Linked DNA regions of Mus musculus: region 2 is linked to region 1. A link is a loop called in an ENCODE intact Hi-C map of the cell type or tissue named here. Cell type or tissue: left cerebral cortex. All regions are shown on one strand. Links, peaks and the distances in the headings refer to the core of each region. The heading gives the core; the rest is flanking DNA.

What was found. Hi-C counts contacts between places; a loop is a spot of excess contacts. Peaks named below come from ENCODE experiments on the same cell type or tissue, not always from the same donor. Only the 100,000 strongest peaks of a DNase experiment are listed, where the experiment ranks them.
Region 2: a loop joins it to region 1, with 2.3 times the contacts of the local background. A loop is called at or near these places in 4 of 42 quality-filtered maps.

Annotation. Positions count from the first base shown.
Region 1 is chr4:100,991,210-101,003,305 of GRCm38, forward strand. Cachd1 (cache domain containing 1) reads left to right here. Exons shown (of 27, transcript NM_198037.1): 24 at 1,520-1,681; 25 at 2,826-2,903; 26 at 3,526-3,627; 27 at 11,653-12,096. The coding sequence ends at 11,891. Among named protein-coding and RNA genes, the nearest start is that of Raver2, 72 kb to the right of the region's middle. In left cerebral cortex, for the core only: a CTCF peak has its summit at 7,091 (motif pointing right); DNase peaks (open chromatin) are centred at 5,092, 5,291, 7,110 and 7,888; H3K27ac peaks cover 802 bases.
Region 2 is chr4:101,063,013-101,075,108 of GRCm38, forward strand. It overlaps Raver2 (ribonucleoprotein, PTB-binding 2), which reads left to right and starts at 6,026. Exons shown (of 12, transcript NM_183024.1): 1 at 6,026-6,317. The coding sequence starts at 6,102. It overlaps Gm35956 (a long non-coding RNA gene), which reads left to right and starts at 6,325. Exons shown (of 2, transcript XR_867959.2): 1 at 6,325-12,008. In left cerebral cortex, for the core only: a CTCF peak has its summit at 5,887 (motif pointing right); DNase peaks (open chromatin) are centred at 5,040, 5,981, 6,455, 6,733 and 2 more places; H3K4me3 peaks cover 1,754 bases; H3K27ac peaks cover 604 bases.

The sequences.
Region 1 (12,096 bases), core at 2,716-10,715:
TGACTTTAAGAAACTCTGGCCTGGTTTCCACATGGCTGAACTCGAGTCCGCTTGGATGTGCATCCCAGCTGTCAGAGCACAGGGCCTGCCTGGGGTGTGCTAGCTCATCCCCGAGCCTTCCCTTTCCCCTTCCCACCTTACAAGGTTTCAGCTACCCACCACTGTTTAGGGCAATGAGGTCAGCAGATGCCAAGGCTGCTTAGGGTTGCTATAGCAGCTTAGGGTATGGACAAAGACACCATATGAAGAGCCCCCTGGGATCAGGTCACCAGTTCTTGAAGATACTACCAAAGACTCTATTTATCATTGGATTTTTTTTTCCAGTGTCTTCCCAGAATCAGCAGCATGCCCTTGCTCTTAGCTGGCAAATTTGAGTCACCGTATCTAAGCCACTAGTGAATGTAGACGTTTCTCATCTTGGTATACAGTTGTGACCCCATAAACCTATTATGGGTTGAAAAAAAAATGTCAAAATGTTTTTTAATACACTCAGCCTGCTGAATGTTAAATAACTTAACAGAACAGTTCACCACAGAGTGCTGGTTTTTTAACCCTTGTGAGCCCAGGGCTGATTGGGAATTGCCATAACCTGCATCAAGAGAATATCTATCTTCCATATTCCAAGCCCAAGATTCCAAAGCCCAAGCCATTTTTACTGAATGCTTCATTACTTTTTACCATCATGAAGGTGACAAATGAGTCAAATCATCACAAATTAGGGACCATCTGTATCTTGCTTTTTTTTTTAAGGTTTATTTATTTATTTTGTATATAGGAGTACATTGTTGTCATCGTCAGACACACCAGAAAAGGGCATCCAATTCCAAATACAGATGGTTGTGAGCCACCGTGTGCCTGCTGGGAATAAAACTCAGGACCTCTGGAAGAGTAGTCAGGGCTCTTTACAGCTGAGCTGTCTCTACAGCCCTGTATCTTGCTTTTAAATGTCTACACATCTACCCTGACTGAAGGGAGGCTATATTCTCTCCTACGGGGCTGTGGGTTTGAGTTCTTGTGTTACTGCTGAACCAGATAAGGGCACCGTTCACACAAATATACTCCAGAGGGGTATTGTCTGTGCTTGCAGGAGGCCACACCTCTGCAACGTGGCCTGTGAACCATAGACGTGTGTACTTCATATCCCTTAGTTCATGTGTCCTTCCAAGAAGCCCACCTCACCTTTCTCTACTAGGTGCTGTTGCCTCTTGAGGGTAGCCAGGACTGCATCAGCACTAGGCAATGCATGTGCGTAAACGGTTTTCATCTGTTCACTCTTTGCAGCAGCCCTTAGTATCGGTGCTCTTGCTCTGTGTAGCAACCAACATTTAAGAATCAGGAATGAAACGAAGCTTCCACTCCCACATTCTTGTGTGTCAGTGAGGAATTTAGAGCATAGCACGGCTATCCACCAAACCCTTCTGCTCTTCTCCTTTCCCTCCCACCACGCTTGCTCCATGCCCACCTCTCCCTGCACTTGTGAGATGCTGACACGACACATCCATTCATTTCTTCTCCGCAGGTGATGAGGTGATCACACTAAACATGATTAAGAGTGCTCCGGTGGGCCCTGTGGCCGGAGGCATCATGGGCTGCATCATGGTGCTGGTCCTTGCCGTGTATGCTTACCGCCACCAGATCCATCGCCGCAGCCACCAGCACATGTCACCTCTTGCTGCTCAAGGTGAGTACAGAAAGCCTCTTGGAGGTTGTTGAGCAGCGATTTGAATAGGCCTCTCAGAAATCGTAGAGCAGCGTGACATCTGATGTCCCCAAAGCCTGCTTTCTAATTTAGTGCCTAAATTCCACATGCCCCATTTTGATTACCCAGAAAATACCAGGCCCTTTCCAGATACTGCCGGCATCCTCATCCCTCACATACTCCGTGGCTTACATGAACTGGGCAGCTAGCGTGCTGACCCACAGGGTGTCAGCATGCTGCCCTTGCAGGTCTGAACCCAAGCAAATCAGAGACCTCCAGATCATTATGAGCAAGAATTTGAATCTATCCAATGGCCTTCCTGTACATTAGAATAATCAGATCTTTCCAAACAGAATAAATCATCGAAGCAAACTATAAAAAGAGTTGGCCTATATTCGTGACCTTGTTGCCATCTGAGTCTGCCATCTGTACTCAAAGCCATTCCCACCCTTCCCGAAGTCCCCAGAGATATGTCAGCCTGCCCTTTGTGAAACTCACAGTTTTCCTGTCCACTTAGCTCAGCTTGTAGGACTAGTGACAAGTTGGTGTTAGGTGTTGCTATGACGACAGACCTGACACAGCATAGCCACAGAGAAAGGTATACCTACCTGAGAATCGGCTAGACTCAGGGTGGCCGCATCCAGTGTGGCCTTGCACCTGTATGCAGCTCTGGAGCCTTTTCACGGCTCAGCCAGTAACGCTTCAGACCCACTTCTTCTGCTTAAGCACTTGATAGAAGATTAACAATGAGCTGGCCTCCACCCGTTTCTTCTTTCTCCAGAACACTATTCTAGATGCTCTTCCCTTATTCTCTTGTTCTTCCTTTGTCTCTGCCCACCCATGTATCAGACAGAGGCATCTGTTCATTCTCTTGCAAGCTCATTATTTTATTTTATTTTATTTTATTTTATTTTATTTTATTTTATTTTATTTTATTTGAGGGGCTGGAGATAGAACCCAGCACACTTGAGGAGAGCTTTCTACCACTCTCCTCCATCCTCTGCCCTGAACTCATTCTTGACGGAATGCTGTCACCTAGCCATCAAACCATCACTCAGCAGGGTATTAAAGCCCATGGTTTTGTTTGATTAAATAGTCATGTTTCTCTCTTTCTAATGATGGACAGAAATGTCAGTGCGTATGTCCAACCTGGAGAATGACAGAGATGAAAGAGACGATGACAGTCATGAAGACAGAGGCATCAGTGAGTATCTGCCACCCCCTGCCTCGTGTGTCAGCGGGAGGCTAATCCAAAATAAATATTCTTTCTTATGTCCTTTTGGCTTGTATTAAAATTTCAGAAGCTTTGACATGGTAGATTTTTTTTTCCTCCCCTTTTCACTAGGAATAGGTGTGGGTCTCTGCTTTGTTTCAGAATATCTCTTTTTTTTGGGATGTTATCTTTTACACTTTCTTTGACCTAAAGCCTCTCGCCCCATGACTTTTCCAACATGTTGTTTTAGAAAGAGAACTTTCTAGAAAAAATTTTTTTAGTCCCCTAATTAGTGTACACATCTCAGAGTAATGGAAAAGTGCTTTCTTTCTTAAAAGAGACTTCTGTTGATGTTGAACTCCCATGGCCTTTCGCTGCCTAGACGTTAGCCTGCTGGTGCCTGGAGATAAGCAGCTGACCGCCCCTCCCTGCATCAGCCCTAAGCCAGCTTCCCCCACCCCCATCCTTAGGATTCTTTTAAAAATTATTTATTCTAACTTCTGAAAGACTGACCCTTCCAACACGTGAGTGAGTGGGCATGCTCAGAGCAAGGGGGTTGAACAATGAAGGCACTGGCACAGGAATGACATTAATTGTCCGTGACGTCCTACAGTCAGCAACACCCGGTTCATAGCTGCAGTCATGGAGCGACACGTACACAGTCCAGAAAGGAGGCGACGCTACTGGGGCCGCTCGGGAACTGAAAGTGATCATGGTAAGATCTGGTGTCCGGCATTCGAGCTCCCAGAGGCCTGGGCTATGCTGTGGGAGGCGGGCACAGACTGACTCTCTCTTTCTCCTGTTCTGTTCGTAAGCTAATTTATTTTGACATAGTTTCCCCAAAGGATACACCCAAGCATGACATGGTTTGAGAAAAGTGTCAAGCTAAAGGGCCCTGACCACACAGATTGCTTTCAAGTTTTTCTCCATCGAGAAGGTGGGGGCTGGTGAGATGGCTCAGTGGGTAGAGATTCTTGCAGCCATGCCTGATGACCTGAGTTCAATCCATGGAATCCACATGACAGAAGGAAAGAGCTGATTCCCCCAAGTTACCTCTGACTGCCCCACACCACAGTGTACAGGCACACATACACAAATAAGTGTAAATTTTTTTCTTCTCTATATAGCCTTAGCTGTCCTGGAATTCACTTTGTAGGCCAGGCTGGCCTTGAATTCATCGAGACCTTTTTGACACTTATTTCATATCTGTAACCAAATACCAGGTGAAAAAAACTTCAGGGAGGAATTATTCCTTTGGCTCAAGGTTAAGAGGTTCAGTTTGGTTGCTAAGCAACCATATTATGGCTTAGGCCTGTATCTTAAGTAAAACACCATAGTGGCAGGGGCAGTCTTAGAAGACAGCTGTGACCATCCTACCCAGGGTGGATGGAGTCGGGGGCATACACCAGAAAAATAGTCAAGGTAATATAAATCAGGAGCAATCACCAATGACCCACTTCCTTCATCCAGGTCTCATCTCCCAGAGTTCCCAGAACTTTCCAAAATAATGTTTCTAACGGGGTGTATATGTGTGTCTGTCACTAAAGGTGTGGTCCCTTAGGTCCCAGGACCTCCTGTTGCTGGTGGACCAGTGTCAGCATCATACTCTTGGGTCATAGACAAATCTAGGCTGTCTTCTAGCATTGCCCATCCCCATCTCTGGCCATGTCTTCCAGGCTCAAAAGCTTTGATTAAGAACAACCATTTGCACTGACCCATGTCATGGGAAGTCCCACGTCCTCTCCCAAACATCAGCCACCGTGCAGGGCTTCTCACGTTCTTGGTGTCTTGTTGCTTATTGTGTCTGGGACAGCAGGTGTGTCAGGTCTGAGCCTCGCTGCCACTATCAACCAAAAACAGAACCCAAGAAAAGAATGCTTTATTGTTAAAACTACCTAAGTCTTTGAATATGCTTAGATAATTACTTTAACCTTTTTTTTTTTAAATCTTGGCTTTTCCCACACCTATCCTGAAAAGAAGAAAAAAAAGTCTTCAAACACTGTATCTCTATTTGTATGCAAAAAGCACAGAAGATGACATCCCTCCAAGCAACCAATAGTCCCCTGACACCACCTCAGGGATGCAATCTTCCCTTGGAGGATGTGAGATGCTGCAGCCCAGCCTGGTAAATCAGAGGCTGTGTATTGAGCTTTGAATGACATTGTTCCCGCTGACTAAATAGAACCTTCGGGTTTCTATGGAGAACAGAGGCAGAACTTAAATTTTTCAGTTTCTTGGCTTCCTGCCTCCCCTATCCCCCCCACCCCACCCCCAACAAAAGAATCCTTTGAACCTGCTTAAGTTCTTCTGCTAGGTCATTCTGTGCCTTCTCTTTTGAATACTAAAGCAGGTTCCAGGGCTACTAAAGTTCAGCAGAAATAATTTCTTATTCAGCAGAAACACCAGCTCTCAGCTCTCCCTCTCCCGTGGCATCCATACCAAATTAGGATCTGGAGTAACGATGTGTTTCCCAGTTCCTTCCACTGTCTTGGTGATATAGCATGAAGCAGCAGCTTAGGTAAAGTGCCCCGTGAAGTATGAGTACCTGAGCCAGTGAGGCAGCAAAGGACTCACAGTCGCTCATCTCCCACTAATTGGATTTCTATTATCCCCAAGGAATAAAAAAAATAGTTTCTCATGCAGACAGAATACACCACCAAAGGAAGTGCAGAGTGTTGATGGCGCCCAGATCCAAAATACATCATTAAATCAATGGAGCCTAACGGTAGGCTGTCGTATCCCTGAACCTATACAGCATGACACCAAAAGTGACCCATCACGTGGATGGCCCTGCCATGCCAGCAGGATAAAATCTACGTGCACATTAAGGGAGAAAATAGAATTGATTGTTTTGTCAACATGGTTTTGAGTGGTGGTCCTGTGTGTCATTCCTGTACTGGGCGTGTCCTGTGCACTGGACAATGTGGGGCTGGGGGACACCCTCGAGGCAAGGATGAGTTCACTTTAGAGTCTATCACCTCTTGTTGAGACTCTAGCGAGCTACTTTAGTCCTTAGTTTCCTGATTCTTAAAAGTAGAATGGCCAGCTGTGGTAATACACATCTAATCCCAGAACTCTAGATGCGGGGACAGGCAGATCCTGTTATGTGGAGGCTAACCTGATCTACTCCTCAGCAAGTTCCAGGCCAGCCAGGGCTACACAGGGACACTCTGTCTCGAAAATAAATACATACATAAATAACAGGAATAAAATTTCTACCTGGTAAAGTCCTTGAAGATTAAAGGGCATGGGACGGTGGGAGCAGGGGGGGGGGGGTTGCACCTGTGCTCTCTCCTCCCTGCTAATACTCTAGGGGAACCCAGAAATGACGCGCAGATGTGTTCATAGATCCATACATGGGGGAAGGAGAGAGACTCCTGGAGTGAACAAAGGAGAAAGGGAAAGTAGTTCATGATCCAAGGAAGGGCTGGAGCTCAGGAGAAAGCAGTGCCAGGCTTCTACGTTATGCTGAGTGTGCGTGCGTGCATGTGTGTGTGTGTGCACACACGCATGCGTATGCTAGAGTGCTAAACACCTAGGCCCCTGGTAAGCTGCATAGTGATGATGTTCCTAGAATGAAAATTTCGATTGCTTGGAAACTTGTTAGAGATAGTTCGTGAGGACATGTTTTAAAGCATAAGGTTTTATACCTTTGGTGCTGGGAATGAAAACTAGGATCTGGTGCATGCTAGGCAAATACTCTTGTGTTGCGAATACCCCAACCCCACTTTCATCAATATCCCAAGACAACTTAAAAGTGTTTGTTCTTGTCGGCAGCATATGAGCCTTTCAAGTTGAGCTACTTACTAAACAGCTTTGTAACCGTGTGTCTGTCTGCTTTGTCTCATATTTCTCTTGAAAACAGCAAGTTCTGTCTGGTATCTGCTGGATTATTTTTAAGTTGAAAAAAGCAGCCAGCATGTGTTTATTTGCCCCTTGTGAGTTTATATTGCTGTTACTTCCTCATTAGAAACTTCACAGCCGAGTTTAGACAGATAATTTTTCCTTGAGTGTGTATGCGCGTGCATGTGTGTATGTGTGTGTGTGTGCAATCGCTAGGCAACCTTTTCTTTTTGAAAATGGGATTTCTCCCTCATCCTTGAATGATGAACAAAAACCTAGTCAAAAGCAGACATATTTTGGAACTATTCTCCTGAAGTTACTGCCTGTGGCCACTAGATGGCGAGTGAGTCCCTGAAGGAACCTTGGGTTTTCCCAAGTAACAGTGTCTCAGGAAGTGGAACATAAACACATAAGCAGAATGCTAAACTACAGAAGCCAAGTTTGGTCTTCTATTCCTCATGGGTGCCTGGCCTCATTCCTAAAGTGTGGATCTTACTTGAGGCTATCTCCATAGATGCTTTTCTACATATGCCTTTGCAATTGCTGCCAGAGGTCCTTTGTGTTCAGATAACATTTTTTTCCGTGATCCCTCGCAGTTCTCAGTACACAGCACAACTGCCTGGCATCGAGTAAATGGTTATTTGTTGGATGAGAAAATGTGTCTGTGGGCTGAGGAGAAGGCTCTGTAGTTTGCAAAGCGCTTGCTGCACAAGGAGTGAGGACCTGAGTTTCCACAGAACCCACACAGAGCCAGGCACAAAAGCCCCATCTATAAGCCCAGAGTTCTTTCCCATCGTGAAATGGGAGGTGGAGATGGGAGAATCCCCAGGAGCCTGTGGGAGGGCTAGACTGGTGTATACAGCAGCAAATGAGACCCTGCCTCTAGCAAAGGAGGAGGTAAGGACCAACACTAGAGATTGTCCTTCGACCTCCACACGTGCACACCCATACTCACACGACTACCACATACACCCACAAAAGCAGGCTTAAAGAGAAAGAAAAGGGCATGCATTGTTTTACCTGCTGCTCTGCCACTGGCTGTGCCCTGGGGATTCCCATTCATGTAATTAAATACTCGGAAAGTGTGGAGTGAATGAGTCATGTCGGTGCACACTTCTCATCACTTGCAGATGCTGGGAGAAGCCACCTCAGAGAGGGAAACGTATTTTTGGCTCACAGTTTAACGGGTCTCAGTCTATGCTTAGCTAGCCATGCATGCTATTTCTGGGCCCCGGCCAAGCAAACAGTGATGGCCTCATGGTGGGTGAGGTATATCTTTCCAGGGCGAGCCTCCAGGTGCATACTTCCTCTAACTGGACCCCACCACCTACTTCCGACCTGCTCCCACTAATGCTGCATGGTTTGAATGTATCAAGGGATCAGTCCACAGATGAGGTTGGAGCCATCTTGGTTGAGCCCCTTCCCAAAGCACAATAAACAATATCCAAGCCCCCAACACAACAGCCTCTGGGGAAATCTCAAATCCAAACACAATGAGGCAAATAGTTATAGAAAATCTCTGGACTAAAAACTATTGAATAGGAAAAAAAATGGATTTCCAAATCTTCCTAATTATATGAGACTAGTGTTTGGCATGCTAGGGAAAGCGACGGGGAAGAGAAGACACATTGATGTCATGACTTGGGGAGTTATAGTGTGCGAAGGCTTGCTTGTTTTTTAGAGTTTGGGGGACTGATCCTAAAGCCTTGTATATGCCAAGCAAGTGGTTTCCCACTGAGGTATCTTCCTGGCCCTTTTTAACTTTATTTTGAGACAGAATCTAAGTTGCTCAAGTTGGCCTTGAAGTTGCTCTGTAGCCCAGACCAGCCTTGAGCCTGTATCTTCCTGCCTCAGTTTCTAAGATGCCTTTAACAGATCTGTACCTGCGGACCTGGCTGGTTTTGCTGTGAACTATCTCCTTTGTGTGAGGCACTGTGTTCCATGCTAGGAGTGCAGAGGCAGCAAATAAGAAATATTGGCTAGCCAGGCAAAGCAGTGACCATCTTTAACCCCAGCACATGAAGCACAGCAGGAGGATTTTGGGCTATTTAGTGAGTTCCAGGCTAGCCTGGGTTATGTAGCAAGACCATATCTCCAAAAATAATAAACCAAAACAATGGGGCAATCTGTCAACAAAGAACCTGTTTTCAGTATAATATGGTAGTCACAGAATGCCATGCAGAGAGACAAAGGAACACCAAACCCAGGTGGCTCGCAAGACCTGAGGCAGGTCGGGGGGTGGGCATGGAAGACTTAGTGGAGAAGACCTAAGGCACAGAGAAGCATGAAGCATAGCAGTAGGATCTGAGAAGGTAGGAACTTACACTGGGTGTGCTAAATAAATGATCAGTCCCTTACTGTGGCACTTGGAAGTGACCAGAGATGAGATCCACCTGGGTGGCATCTAGGCAAACAGCTTAAATGCTTTGCTAATTGACACCTTCCTTGATATGCAAACGACAGTGTGGTTTGGACCTATGTCTAGCATCTTTCAGAGTCTGGCCTCCCATCTCACAATGTAGTCTTAGCCCTGCCCTCTATCGCTTAAACGTGGATAAAAGTGTCACTGTTTCCTCTAGAAACTTGGACCATCTACAGGGATGTCAAGCCCTCTAACCCCTTTACCTGGTTGGTCCATTTGGCCCCCAAGCTCTGCTTCTTCCCAGGAACAATCTCTTGATGTTAGGTGCTTCTCCACCTTTAAGCGTTCTTACTGTCCACCATGGACTGGAGGTCTGGGATGCAGCCTCCAATTCTCTGAGTACCTGGCTTCTGCTCAGATTGTGGTGACAAGTGTCAATACACCCCCAGTACCTGCCACTAAGTGCTGGTGGTTTCAGCTATCATTTTCAGCCTAGCCTCAGCCCTCCTACCCAGCAGCCTTGCCTGCTTTCCCCAGGCCCAGCTTTTCACCATTTCCCCAAGGTAGCCAATCCTTTTTAAGGCCGTGGTTCTCAACCTTCCTAAGGCTGCAACCCTTTAATACAGTTCCTCATGTCGTGGTGACCCCCAACCCTAAAATTATTGTATTGCTACTTCATAACTGTAATGTTGCTACTGTTGTGAATCATAATGTAAATATCTGATAGGAGACCCCCAAATGTCCCTCTAAAGGGTGTGTGTGTGTGTGTGTGTGTGTGTGTGTGTGTGTGTGTGTGTGTACACCAGGCTCTCAGCATCAAGATGGTCCCAAACAAGTCATGCTTTGGTGACACTAGGGGATCCCCAGGTCTCCTCTGCCATCATACTGACTCGAGTTATAGCCAGTCGCCTTACCGTATAACACCCATACCTGGTTGCCTAGCAACCTCTATAATCGGCCCTGTCCCACTTTCCCATATCCTTCAGTGGGCTGTGCAGTGGCTTCCTTTGTCTCTTGTTTGCCCTTTCATCCATCCTCCAAACTGCCAGTAGGTCTCTCTGACCACAGGTTATTCATGGCTGGCCATTTATAGGGAGATCGTGTACCTATTGTCTATGCCAGCATACACATCGTGCAATAACTCTAATTTATCTGTCCACCTCTCACATCCCTGCAGTCCAGCTACTGTCTAACACACGTCCAAGGCATGCAGTAGAGGAATCATTTCACAGTTCCTTGCTTCTGGGGCTGGCCTCTGTCTCCTTCCTTGGATCACTTCGCCAAAGTCTTACCCATTTGAAGTGGGGTGACCCCTCCTCATTCCTTTAGTCGGGATCAGTTAGTCCACCTTGCTTTCAGGGAAACCTCACCACTCTCGTTCACCATGGTCTACATTTGAGGAAGCATCTCTCCTACTCACTTTGAGTCGCTAAGGAAGGGAGATAAGTCTATTTCACTTGTCACCCCTACCCTAATGTGGCCCACAGTAAAAGAGTGAGCCAGTGGCCTGTGCTCTTGCCTGACTCAAACACTGGTGGCTTATCTCCCTCTTTGGGATCAGGATTTTGGCTGGGAAGTACCTCCAGTCACTAGCAGAGTGACCTGTACCTAAGAGATGCCCAGTAAACACCCTCTGCCTGGGGCTGCTCAACAGTTCTTCCCGCTGAGTTATGTTTTCCTGAGGACCTAGACTTGCCTTTATTTCGTTTGCACAGAGCAGGCATTTTCAACCACGCCGTGCATCCTGCTTGGCTGAATGCAAGCACATCAATTTTGCAGTCACAAATGTGACTAGTCCCTACCCATGGGTGATGGCTGATTGACACTGAGGGGCCAGGAAACTATTAATGAGCTGTCACTTCTCAAAACATTTAGAAGAGGTTTGTGTGGTTTTTTTTTTTTTCAATATTTAAAAACATGCCAAGGTTCTTGGAAAGGAACCCTTTGATCAACTAAGGTATTTTCTTTTAAAACATGTATCACTTAGAATACCGAAAGAAATGAATCTTTAAACATAGTGAGCCGGCTCACACAGAGAATAGTTGATTCCTTTCTAGTTGCTCTGGGTTAGATGGAAATTTGATGTTTCATTAAGCGCTAGAACCTTGGATCAGTTCCTTCCATTCTCTGGCCACCTCCCTACTACAGTGGGCTTTGAGAGCCTAGCTGTTAAGCTGGAATCAGTGACCTGTGTTTTGCTGGAGACATGTGCCAGGATGGTACCTACAGATAATAGGGCATATGGGGTGATTTCACAGTGGGGCTGTCATCGGCCTGGGGGGTTGGAGTAATGACTCTTGTTTCTCCCCCTACTTTCTCTGCTGTTTAATATAGTTGTGTATTTGTGGTTAATAGTTTTTAGGAAAAACAAGCAAACCCTGTTTTCTCTAGCTCTCCTTAACTTCAAAATACTTCAGCATCTGCTGGTGATGTGCAGATGTTGGCACCTAAGTGTTGCAAGCACTGGACTGCACGCCCGTCTTAGCCAGTCTGGTCTGTGTCCTGTGTCCTGAGGCCATGTTGTTCCTTTTCTAGGGTACAGCACCATGAGCCCACAGGAAGACAGCGAGAACCCTCCATGCAACAATGACCCTTTGTCAGCTGGGGTGGACGTAGGGAACCATGATGACGACTTGGACCTGGACACCCCGCCTCAGACTGCAGCCCTGCTGAGCCACAAGTTCCACCACTACCGCCCACACCACCCGACTCTCCATCACAGCCACCACCTGCAGGCGGCAGTGACCGTGCACACTGTGGATGCTGAGTGCTAACAACCCTCTCGCCTCCCGGAGCAGAGTGGCCCTGCGTGACACAGAATTCTCTGCGAAGAAATGAGCCGGCATACAGCCCTGTCACGTGACGCACTCTGTCCAGTGTGGTTCCACTGGTTTGCTGCCTACTGGCTTGTGGGGATCTGATGCTGGTTCTGTAACGGAGGGGGAGCCTGATGAACTGACCTGACATGATGGAATGGGA
Region 2 (12,096 bases), core at 2,483-10,482, 72 kb after region 1:
GCCCTTGAGAGGCTGGGTAAAGAATTGAAAAGTTCAAAGCCAGCCCCCATTCTGCCCTCGCCCTCCCCCACCCCTAAACACACACACTTTGGGGTGTGTCTCATGGAAGACCAGGGCCAAAATGTAGAGATAATTTGCTTCATTGGCTTCTCTGAAGCTACATTTTCACAGTTCTTGTGGGATCTTTTTTCTTTTTCTGAATATTTACATTTATTTCCCTATTTATTTTCCTAGCTGATGTGACCTGGGATGCAGGCGAGCAGCAAGTGCTAATTTTGCAGTGAGGTTTCCTGGAGAGACAATTCACCTCAGAGAAGATGGAGGCACACAGTCCTGATTTGGTGACTGGAGCCATTTAATTGGTGTTATTTACAGAAGCAGGGGTGAAGGGCTACCTACAGGAAGTCAGGCAACCTTCACGTGCTACACCTCTTTAGAGGCCTCCTTCTCCTAGCAACTGTTAAGCAATTTATATGTCTTGATGGAGAAGTGGGGTCTCAGAAGCCTGTGAGCCGTCTAGCCTGCCACAGAAGAATATAATTGAGCCCAGCCTTGTGAGGGTCTCTCTGGTAGGCCATCATAGCTGCTCTGATTGTGAGCCACAAAGGGATGCATACCAGGAAGACAGAGCTCAACTGAAAACTGGTTCAGTCAGTGATCCAAGATGGCTCTCAACTCTGGGGAAGGCAAACAGAACACTGGCTCAATGCACGATGTAGCCCAATTACTTTTGCCTGGTGTCTTTCCACTTTCATCTGCTCTGTCTCAGGAGATGGGCTCACAGGGTGCAAACAGAGCCTGCAAAGAGCACAACACTTTGGGCTCCCTATCCCTCTGGACCTTGGGTTATTCAACGAAGTTCTGTTTCTTCTTAAACTTCTTTTTCAATGCATGACCGCAGCCTTAGTAATCTTCGAGTATAATTGTTTTAGCTCACACCTTCTAGACTGTCTTCAGCAAGAGCATATCCTGTGTCCAGCGTTAGCTGAAACTCAGATGCCTAAGTTGAGCTTGGAGTCTTTGCTACCTGAGCTGAGTCTTCTCTTTCTTGTGGCATCCTTCCCATCTCACATTAAATCAGTAATGCCATTCTCTGCCAACAACTGAGTGTGTCACCATGGGTTTAAGAAAATAAAAGACATTCCTTAGCATTATTAATACTTATGTGGCCCTTGAGCCTTGTGCAGATTCCCTCAGCAAATCTTCCCAGTGGCCTTCAGTACCTGACTTCTGTGTGTTTAGAGACAAAGTGGCTGAGATTTAGCACATTTAAATATTCGCTCATGGTCCATGATTGTCTAGTGGGTAAAGGCACTTGGTGCCAAGCTTGGCTGCCTGAGTTCAATTCCTGAGTCCTACATGGTAGAAGGAGAGAACTGGCTTTTTACAAGTGGTCCTCTGATCTCTACATGTATTCTGTGGCATCCGAACACACACACACACACACACACACACACACACACACACACTCACAATGAAATAAATAAATTTAGTTTAAAAAAAAATAAACCTCTTAGCAGCCCAAATGCTGGCATGACAGATGTACTACCACATCTGGCTTTTTCTCATGCTTTAAGTAGCTCTTCCAGTTACACAAAATTGCACTGAGATCACTGGACTTGGATCCTGCCTCTCTTGCATCTATAGGACTTAACACTATCATGCCTATCTCAGGAAACTCAGACATACTCAACCCTTTCTGTGGCTACACCTTCACACTATGATATATCTGAGTCCTAAAAGTAGATGATTTTACATAGGAACTTGGTGGCCCACCTGCTGTGTCCTTGAAAATGTATCCAGCTTTCCTTGTCTTGCATTCCTCATTGGCAAAAAGGTACATTTTAGCTCTATGGCAAGTCAGTTATAGGGTTCAAACACTATCACATTAAAGGGAGAGAATAAAGGTTCGGATAACCTACATAAAGTGTCTGCATTCATGGCTCTCCGGCTTAATCTTCTCAGTAGGAACTTCCAGGGAAATCTTTTCCCTCTGTCTTACAAGATTCCTAGCATACAATGCACTCATTTCCTCCACTGCTTTCAGAGTTGTTTTTCAACAAGCTAAACTTATTGGGCCATTTCTCTGCCAGAAAGTCACTACATTCCCCATTCCAGTTCCCCCTGGACTCGCCAAGCTGTTCACTTAAAACGGAATCAGCCTCTAACAGCTGGAACTGTGAACGCCACACCTTGGTGCTACTGATACCTTCAGTGCTCTGTATGCTCTGTCCCAGGACTGCCTCATCTCACACACAAACTTCTTGTGTGAGAAGACCTGACTTCTCAGGACGATCTCCCCAAGTCAAAAATCAAGCCGGAGGCGGAGGCGGAGGCGGAGGCGGAGGCGGAGGCGGAGGCGGAGCCACTGAGCACTTTATTAAAAGTATTAACCAAGCAAAGCTAGAAATTCCTGAGATGTAATTACTTTAGGGAGAGATTCACTTTTGAATAAAAATCAAATCAAGTGCCCTGTCCAGGGCTATGTCTGGTACGTTAGACAGCTGTTCCGTAGTGTGGAATAGTCAAATGTAATGCTCTTATAATTAACACACTCAACTTCTCCCTTTCTCTTGGTTTTTTCCCCTCTCTCTTTTTGAATTTCCTTCCATCCCCCTGCAGTCGAATAATGTGTTCTCACAATGGCCTCAAACTCACAATGTAGTCAAAGATAATCTTCAACTTGTAATGTCCTCCTGAGTGCTGTGTTTGTCGCTGTGTGCCTCCACCCCTGGTTTATACAGTACTGGTGATGGTACCTAGGGCTTCTGCATGCTAAATAAGCCCTCTACCAACTAAGCAACTTCCCCAGCCCTATTTAACTAATTTTAATCTATATTATAATGATATATAATTATAATGTTTGAATACAAGAGGTTGTTTTTATTAGAAGTAATAAGGCTTATTATACCTCTTTGAGATTTTCCCCAATTGCAAATCTTTAAAAACAAGCAACTCAACCACCCATTAAAAAAAAAAAAAAGAAAGAAAGAAAAAAAAGGAGGCTGAAGTGAACACATAGCTCCTATTTTAAGCCCAAGGTAATTATGTAGACTGTGATAATGACCCATGGATATTGGTAATCCATTGCAGCTTGATAATTACACTCCATGAAGAGTTCAGATTAGCGTGCTCCTTATTTTTCTGTAGAAGCTACAATTTAGAGTCAGCTCTAAACCCTATGGTGAAAGGACCTCTTCTGAATCATAAAGACTGGAATTCCCAAGTCTCCGTAGCTTCATACTCTCTCTCTCTCTCTCTCTCTCTCTCTCTCTCTCTCTCTCTCTCTCTCTGCCAATTCCGTTTTAAAATGTGTAATCAGTGGACAGTTACTTTTTCCAAATTCTCTGAAAACAGTTGAACAAAAGTAACAAGAAAGGATTGTTGATCTGAAACCTGAATAACTGTCATCACAGCAGGAAGGGGGGAGGAAGAATGGAGAGAGAGAGAGAGAGAGATGATTTATTGCCAGGCTTGACTTCAAACAACAGTTCATTTAGAATAATTTGCTGTAGATTTTGAAGTCAATAACTTAGCAGCCGCTGGGGAAAGACCTCAAGCAAACGCAGCATCGCTGACGTCACTCAGATCACTGCTTCTCAGGGCTGCCCTGGAGTTCTGCTTGCAAACTCATTAGCGGCACTTAATTATAATCATTATATGATTCTCTCCCAGTGAGGCCTGGCCCTTATCAGTCAGGATGCTTATTGTATTATTTCTGAACTCTCAGTGTCTTTATATATCTATTGTTTAGAACTTAGCAGACCTTTAATAGATGTTTGTCAAGGAGACGGTGCTCATTTGGGTAAATATACGTTCTGAACCTTAATGAGTGAGTCTGGGTACACAGCACTTGTTGAGGCTATTCTTGGTTCTGGCCCACTTTGAAGACTATCCCTTTCAAAGTCCTTCAGCTCTATAAAACCATGCATCATTTAGGTTTAAGATGCATGAAATTTTAAGTTCAAAAGGATAAAGTTTAAAATAAAAATGATCATTCATCCAAAAAAAAAAAGTGCCCCACAGACTTGCTTATGGGTTAATCTGATGGAGGCAATTCCTCAATCAAGGTTCTCTCTTTCCAGATGACTCCAGCTTGTGTCAAGTCAACAGAAGTACTAAGCAGGCACCCTGCCCTGTGGAGTTCCCACTCCCTGGCTGGGATCCTGAAGTGGAGAGAGAGAGCTGAGACCATGCACTCACTGTTCTCTGCTTCTGCTTGTGGATGCCTTGTGAGCAGCTGCTTCAAGCTTCTGTTACATTGACCTCTCTGCTAGGGTGACTCTGTCCTTGAATGGTGGACTGAAATAAGCCTCTTCTCCCTTAATTTGCTTTGGTTGGAGATTTTGTTTTGTTTTTAAATCAGAGCAACATGAAAAAAAAAATAAGCTGACATGTTTATAAGGTGTACTTCCCATTATCAGTTAAAAAACGACCTGCGGCGGTACTGGGTGCATTTACAGCTTTTGCCAACCGTCACCTCTCTATAGTTCCAGAACATGTCTATTGCTTCACGGGGACATGTGAGCCAGTGGAGCCATTGCGTTCCATGGCCTGCTCTGCTCAACCCTTGCCTAGCTCTTGGTTTTGCTCTGTGGATTTACCTGATGAGAAGAATCACACAGTGAGTGACTGTCGTCTCTATCTTCTTTCACCTAATGATCTGGAGGTTCACCTACCTTTTGGCAGCCTTCGCCTTCCTTTTATAGCTGAACAATATTCCACTGTGGGTACAGACTGTAATAGGCCTATTGGATCTTCTCTCTGTGTCTAGGGAATAGGGTTGTAAATACTGGGGCACCGCCCTCACTCATGTTAATGATGTAAGTATTCTAGAACAGTCTGAGGACTATTAACCGTAATTTTGGGGTAGAGTGATTACAGATGACTTATTTTTATAATATTTAGAACATTGAGCCTAATCACACCAGCTTCCATTTCTTCATGTGTAATGGGAAGAAAATAAGCTTTGCCTAATTGGATTTTTTTTAAAGGGAAGCACTGTAACATACTTAGAAATATGTGGGTGGCACCTGCTCAGTACTGAATTTATGATTTTATTCATTTGATGTGTGTGTGTGTTTCTCTGGAAGCCAGAAAAGTGCATTGGATCCGCTGGAGGCAGAGTTACAGGTAGTTGTGAGCCATCTGACTTGGGTACTCGAATTAGTACTGTGGTCCTCTGCAAGAGCAGCAAGTGCCCTAAAGCGATACGCCATCTCTCCAGCCCTTTCATGATATTTAAAGCATTTTCCTTTAACAGATCACTTGCTGGGTTAAACAGGCTTTTTTTTTTTTTTTTTTTTTTTTGTGCATTTTCATGGGGCACACTTAAGTAAGGTGTGTGTTCCTATTTGCTAATAGTCATTACAGCTGGTGAGAGTTGAAGGGTATTTATTATATTTTGTAGATCTCACTTTAACTAGGTATATCTTTCCACAGTATGTCTCCTTCCAAGTTTCAATTCAAATAATCAAGGAACTTATTCCCCTGCCTTCTGCCGAAGCTGTCCTAGTCTTTGTTTCAGCTTTGATTTGTGTTGCAAATACAACTAGCCAGGTTGTCATCTTAGGCCGCAAAGGGACCGATGAAAGATAATGATTTCTTATACACAACCAGGAAAATTTGTTATGCTCAGGTCTTACTAAATAATACCAAACCTTCCCCCAGAATATTTTTAGATAAATCTCATATGTTATTTTTCATCGAAAACTTAACTTTGCCAAATGCGCACTTCTTGATGTGTCAGAATTGAGGCCAGGAGTTCTCTGGCCTGCGCAGTGGCGCCTGAGGCCCTCGGATTTGAGAGGCGAGGCCGAGCGCGGCGAGCTAGGGGTAGTGTTGGTAGGGGTTCGAGTCCCACCATGTTACCGCGTCCTAGATTCCGCAGGTGTCCTGCAGGGGGAGGGGGCGGAGCGTCGGGGGCGTGGCTGGATAGGGCGTGTCTCCGGGCTCCGCCCCTCCCGCGTCGGCGGCTGCGGCGCCTCCCCCGCCCGCGCGCCCTTGCTCCGCGTCCGGCCCGCCTCGCCCCCGCGCGGCCTCTCCGCTTTCTCTCCCGCTTCGCTCCGGCCTCTCCGAGTCTGCAGCGGGGCGCCGGGAAGATGGCGGCGCGGGGAGGCGGCGCGGGGGGCGCGGGCTCGGGATCCGGACCCTCTGCTGGGACGGCGGGGGAGGCCGCGGAGCCCGCGCTGCGCCCGGGGGAGGTGGCTGCGCTGCACCCCCAGGAGGTGGCTGCACGGCTGCAGCGGATGCGACGGGAGCTGAGCAACCGGCGGAAAATCCTAGTGAAAAACCTGCCCCAGGACAGCAGCTCCCAGGTATGGGCACCGGGCCGGGGTGACCGGGGCGGGTTTGGGGACACCGCAAAACCGGAGGAGACCGTAATGGTCCCGGCGCCTAGGAGAGAAGGAGGTATGCGCACCGAGCCCAGAGCCCTTTGCCTCGACGAAGCCTTTCTGCAGCCAGCGAGAGCAGCGTGTTGGGAAACTGAGGCTGGGCAAGGCGGAGCGGCTCGTGCAAGGTCAGGGGGTTCTGGGGCGGATGCTGCCACGTCTGGTCTGTACTTTGTGTTCCCTCCAGCCCAAGGCGGTGTTGAAGGTGAAGGCGCGTGGTGGGGAGCTGAGGAGCTCAGATTTAGGGGGCTGGCTTCCGGAGCCCCTCGAGAAGGGAAGGGGTCCCGCGTAGGGTGTTGGGGACTTGGATTGCCACGGGGGCGGGGTCACGGGAAAGCTGGGCGAGTTCTTCTGCAGAAGCACTTGACCAAGTTTGTATGAAACAACTTTGCTCCGCTTGTTAAGGCCGCAGAGAGCAGAGGCTGATACTGCGCCGGCAGTCTTGCAGCCTTCTGCCAAACCAAGTATGGCAGGATTTGTTTCTGTGCTTGCGCGGAGTTTAAAGCTAAGCAGCTCGCAGTCTTTAATCCAGATTAACTGTTGCTTCTTGGATTAGAAAGCCCGAGTCGACTTAACTTCTTTTTTTTTTTTTCCCTGATTGCGAAAGTTAAAATCTTATTGTAGGAGCGCTAGAGAATTTGAAGGATTTTCTCGGGATTCATATTCATTCATTCTCATTCATAGCCCTCCCCATTTTTTTCTCTCTGTTTTTCCCTCTTTTCCTCTCCTTTCTTTCTTTGAGACAGCGTGCCAAGTATCCCCAGGCAGGCCTTGAATTTCTGATCCTCCTTTCTCCACCTACCATGTGCTAGGATTTCAGGTGTGTACCACAGGCTCGGCGCAACAGTCCTGCATGCATGAGAGAGTGTGTGTTTATTACTCCCAAGACTTCATGAATGCATGCAACACTCTACCAACTGAACTATAACCATGTTGTCTTTCTTCCTTTTCTTGTGCACAAGTATGCACATGCATTTGTTTTTGTTTTTTATCAAAAACATGAAACAATGTAGCATTCTTTAGGTTTCCTACAGTTTTCCTGAAGATGCTTGTACGTTGCATGTATAGGTATTTGGTGTAAACTAGATCTGCCTTGATAGGTCGGACCACGGAAGGAATTTCATAAACCCACCCTATTCTGTTATGAAATTCCTCATACAGAGTTCATACAGAGTTGCAAGAGGACTGGTTAGTGACAGTTGCATGTTCTCTGTGACTTATAGAATATGATAATGCCTACCTCATTACCATTGGTAGACTTTCTGTAGATATAATAAACATAAGCCTACAACCTCATAAGGTATTTAGGTGGTGGCATCTCACCATTCAACTTAAGAGGTGCCACAGAGCCTACTTCCCTCTGTCAGGTGGTGGTTTTGGGTTGCCACCTGAAGGTCCTCTACACTGGAAAAACAGCCTTCCTGCTCCTGAATGGGGAAGGTCTCCGTGGAGCTCAGGGAGAGGGGGGCTTGGGAGAAGCAGATGGCATCTACAGAACAAATTAAAGAACTATGGACTCTGTGATAGACAAGCTAGCAGAAGATGGAGAAGTGTCTGGATTTCCTCTGCAGAATGTCAGCTATTTCTGTTGTAACATTCCCCTTCCTGAAGTCTAAAAACACTTAATGCAAATTCAAGGCTGTTCTGTGTGTTCTTGCTTCACTGTTAGCTTTTGCATTTCTGTTCCCAAAAGAGGTGGAAAAGAAACCCAAGGGTCTGAGGAACTATTTCAATCCTACCTCATCTAAATGCTGACAGAAGGTTTTTAGACACTCACATCTGCGATTGTTTGGGGGTAGGGACATTTTTCCCCCTCGGTTTTAAACTTACAGCTACTCTAAATCTCAGGATTTTTTCTGTAAAAAGTAGCTAGTTTATTTGCATAAATGAGCGAATAAAATTGATTTAAACTAAGATGTCTCAGTAAAGTCATTTAAATTTTGCATCAAGCTCAATTCTCATGTGCCCCCCCCCCCAACACATACACACTTAAAAGAACTGGAGAGATTCACTCAAAAGTCAAAACAGAGCTGCCAGTCAGTGGCGAAGCAAATATCTCCTGACTGATTCTGCCATGGATCTTTTCTCGAGTAATGGGGAGAATAAACTGTTTTGATGGTTCTGATACACAGTTTTGAAATCTAAACACATCAGCCTTTGCTCTCACGTGTTGGAGCATGTTCTTTGCCCCTTACCCCAAGCCCCTCGTCCTCAATACGTGTATTAGCTTTGCCAGTTTTCTGTTCGTGTTTGTAACTAAAAATGGCAGTGTGACCTAGGTAAGTAAATTAGGTGTAAGTATGTTAACTTCCAAAAGATAACAAAAAGGAAGTCCAATAGATTATTTTTGTGTGATAATGAGTGGTTTGTTTGTTTTTGGTTTTTTTTTTTTTGGTTTTGGTTTTGGTTTTAGTTTTCAAGACAGGGTTTCTCTGTGTAGCCCTGGCTGTCCTGGAACTCACTATGTAGGTAGGCTGGCATTGAACTCAGAAATCCTCCTGCCTCTGTCTCCTGAGTACTGGGATTAAAAGCTTGCACCAACACATTCAGCTTTAATTTTCAACTTTGTAATTTTTTTTATATTTAATTATCTTGTATTTTATGTGTATGGGAGTTTCTGTTATGTATGTCATGTGGATGCCTGCTGCCCACAGAGATCTGCGGAGGGCATCAGGCTCCTCTGGAACTGGAATTAGTTGTGAATGTCTATTAGCCTCTGGGTGGGTGCTGGAAACTGAACCCCCGTCCTCTACAAGAGCAACAAGTGCTTTATTCACTTAGCTATTGTTCCAGCCTCTCCTCCACGTCCATCTCTTCTGAGGCAGAGTCTCTCATTGGTCAGCAGCTTACCCATTAGTTTGGGCTGCCTGGCCAGCAAGCCCCAGTGTCCTCCTGTCTCTACCTCCACACCACTGGGATCCCAAGGATCTAAATGACATTTTAGGACTGGTAAAGCAAGCACCTTTCCGACTGAGCTAGTTCCCCAGCCTCTGGGGAATTTCTTCTTAAACATAGCTCTTTAAAATACAATTTGAATTTCTTTCACATATTTGTATAACATTTACAGTGACGACAGCCTACAGCTTCACAGTTTCTGTGACTTAAATATTTATAGAAAGTACTTTAAAAGTGAAACCTTTAGAAGTACATGCATGAAATAGAGAAATACAAATTATAAGATCTTGCTGGACCTGATGGCACAGCCCTGTGATGCGTGCTCCTTGGGAGGCTGAGGCAGAAGCACTTTAAGAATAAGATCATCCTCGGCTACAGAGCAAGTTTCAGGTCCAGCCAGGGCAACTTAGTGAGACCCCGTCTCGCAATTAAGAAGTAAACACAGATAGAGCTGGGATTATACCTCAGTGGCAGGGTACTTGCCTAACAAATGTCTGGGTTTGGTCCCCAGTACTGGGGAAAATAAGTAGTATATACAAGCACACATACATACACACATATTAAAGTCTTTATGTTCATATTACTGTGCAGTCAGTCAGACTCTCTCTGGTCTGCCTCTGTCACTTTCTGCAATCTGCTTGGCTCTCTTGTTTACCCAGTCCCAGCTTTGGATCAGGTCTCTTTACCTTTTGAAGACATGGTTATAACTTTCCTGTTTGTCATATCTGTGGTCCTTCCCATCTCTTACGTCCTAGCCTGTCCTTTGTACAGTATCACTGTGTCACTTGAGAGAAATCCCATCTCCCTTTCTTGTTTAAAAAAAATCCTCAGCTGGGGAGATGGTTTGTTGAATAATGTGCCTGTTGTGCAAGCGTGAGGACTGCAGTTCGAATCCTTAGAACCCAAAGCTGTGCAGCTTAGCACCCAGGAGACAGAAACACAGGGTCCCCAAGGCGAGCTGGCTAAATAGATTGAGCTCCGGGTCTAGCCAAAGATCCTGCCTAAACAGAGTGGCGAACAATTACAGAAGACATTCAGTGTCAACTTTAAGCCTCCACAAGCATGCCCATACATGTCACCTGCACCCGCACACACATAGACACATGAAAAAGAAATAAAAAATGACCCTACAGAAAACCATTGGCTTCGTTTACCCAGAACCAGTGCCTAAACCACTCATCATAGTAGTAAACAGTGGCTCTCATTTGACTGTTGTGAGAGGGAAGCTGGGTCAAGTTTTGTGTTCTGTCTGAAAATTTCCCATTTTATGTTCTACTAGGACCACTGAATTTAAAAGTGATTTAGAATAACTTCATCACAAAATGTTCTTTTTTCCCCTGAGATTTGACACTTAGAGAAAGTGTCCATTTTTTACCCTATGGCTTTCCACAGCTCCTGTTCTCTTGTTGTTATTTTGTTTTATTATTTTTAGTTTAGTGTATGTTTGCTTGCCTGTATCTATGTGTACTGTGTACGTTCCTGGTGCCCATGGAGGCCAGAAAGAGGTGTTGGAATGCCAGGAACTGAAGTTATAGGCAGCGAGTTGGAAGCTGCCCTGAGGGCACCAAAAACCAAACCCAAGTTCTCTGTGAGAGCACCCAATGTTTATAGCTGCCGGGCCATCCCTCCATCCTCCTAGGCATGACCTCTGAGTAGTTTGACATGATACGATGGAAATCTAAGATTTATGACTCCCCCCCCCCCCCCCCCCCCCCCGCCTAACCCACCACTCCGGATGTCTTCTGTAGATCCATCCATTCCCAATAGTCTTGCCCTGGATTCTAGGCAACCATTCATAACTCCAATCCCTTATACCCACTTTTGGCCTAGTCAGGCATAAGGCATGCACTTGGTACATGCATGCATGCACACACAAACACAGGCAAACACACAAATACAGTAAAAAACTTAAGTATTTAAAAAATATTTTATTTCTCTAAGTTACATATTCATTGTTTGTTATCCTTTTCTGATGTCATTAAGCAGAGTTAACTTGTCAGTTCTGGCTGCTTGGTGTTCATTACTGCATTCCCAGTGTAACAAGGCCACTGAGAACTGTGAAAGAGACATACTTCTGGATTTCTGGGACACCATAGCCTCCTCAAGTTTTGAGTGTTGGCAGAAATTCTCAAAAAGTGTTTCAGAAATGCTATTCTGTGCTGTTGAAGCCGAATTCTACAAGACTATTTGGAGGCCTGCATCAGTGGTCTGTTAAGTGCATGTACCAAAAGCATCACATAATTGAGAGAGCACACCCCAGGTGATCTAGAGAGCATGCCCCAGGTGATCTGGAGAGAGCATGCCCCAGGTGATCTAGAGAGAGCATGCCCCAGGTGATCTAGAGAGCATGCCCCAGGTGATCTAGAGAGAGCATGCCCCAAGTGATCTAGAGAGAGCATGCCCCAGGTGATCTAGAGAGCATGCCCCAGGTGATCTAGAGAGAGCATGCCCCAAGTGATCTAGAGAGAGCATACCCCAGGTGATCTAGAGAGAGCATGCCCCAGGTGATCTAGAGAGCATGCCCCAGGTGATCTAGAGAGAGCATGCCCCAGGTGATCTAGAGAGAGCATGCCCCAGGTGATCTAGAGAGCATGCCCCAGGTGATCTAGAGAGAGCATGCCCCAGGTGATCTAGAGAGAGCATGCCCCAGGTGATCTAGAGAGCATGCCCCAGGTGATCTAGAGAGAGCATGCCCCAGGTGATCTAGAGAGCATGCCCCAGGTGATCTACAGAGCATGCCCCAGGTGATCTAGAGAGCATGCCCCAGGTGATCTACAGAGCATGCCCCAGGTGCTCTACAGAGCATGCC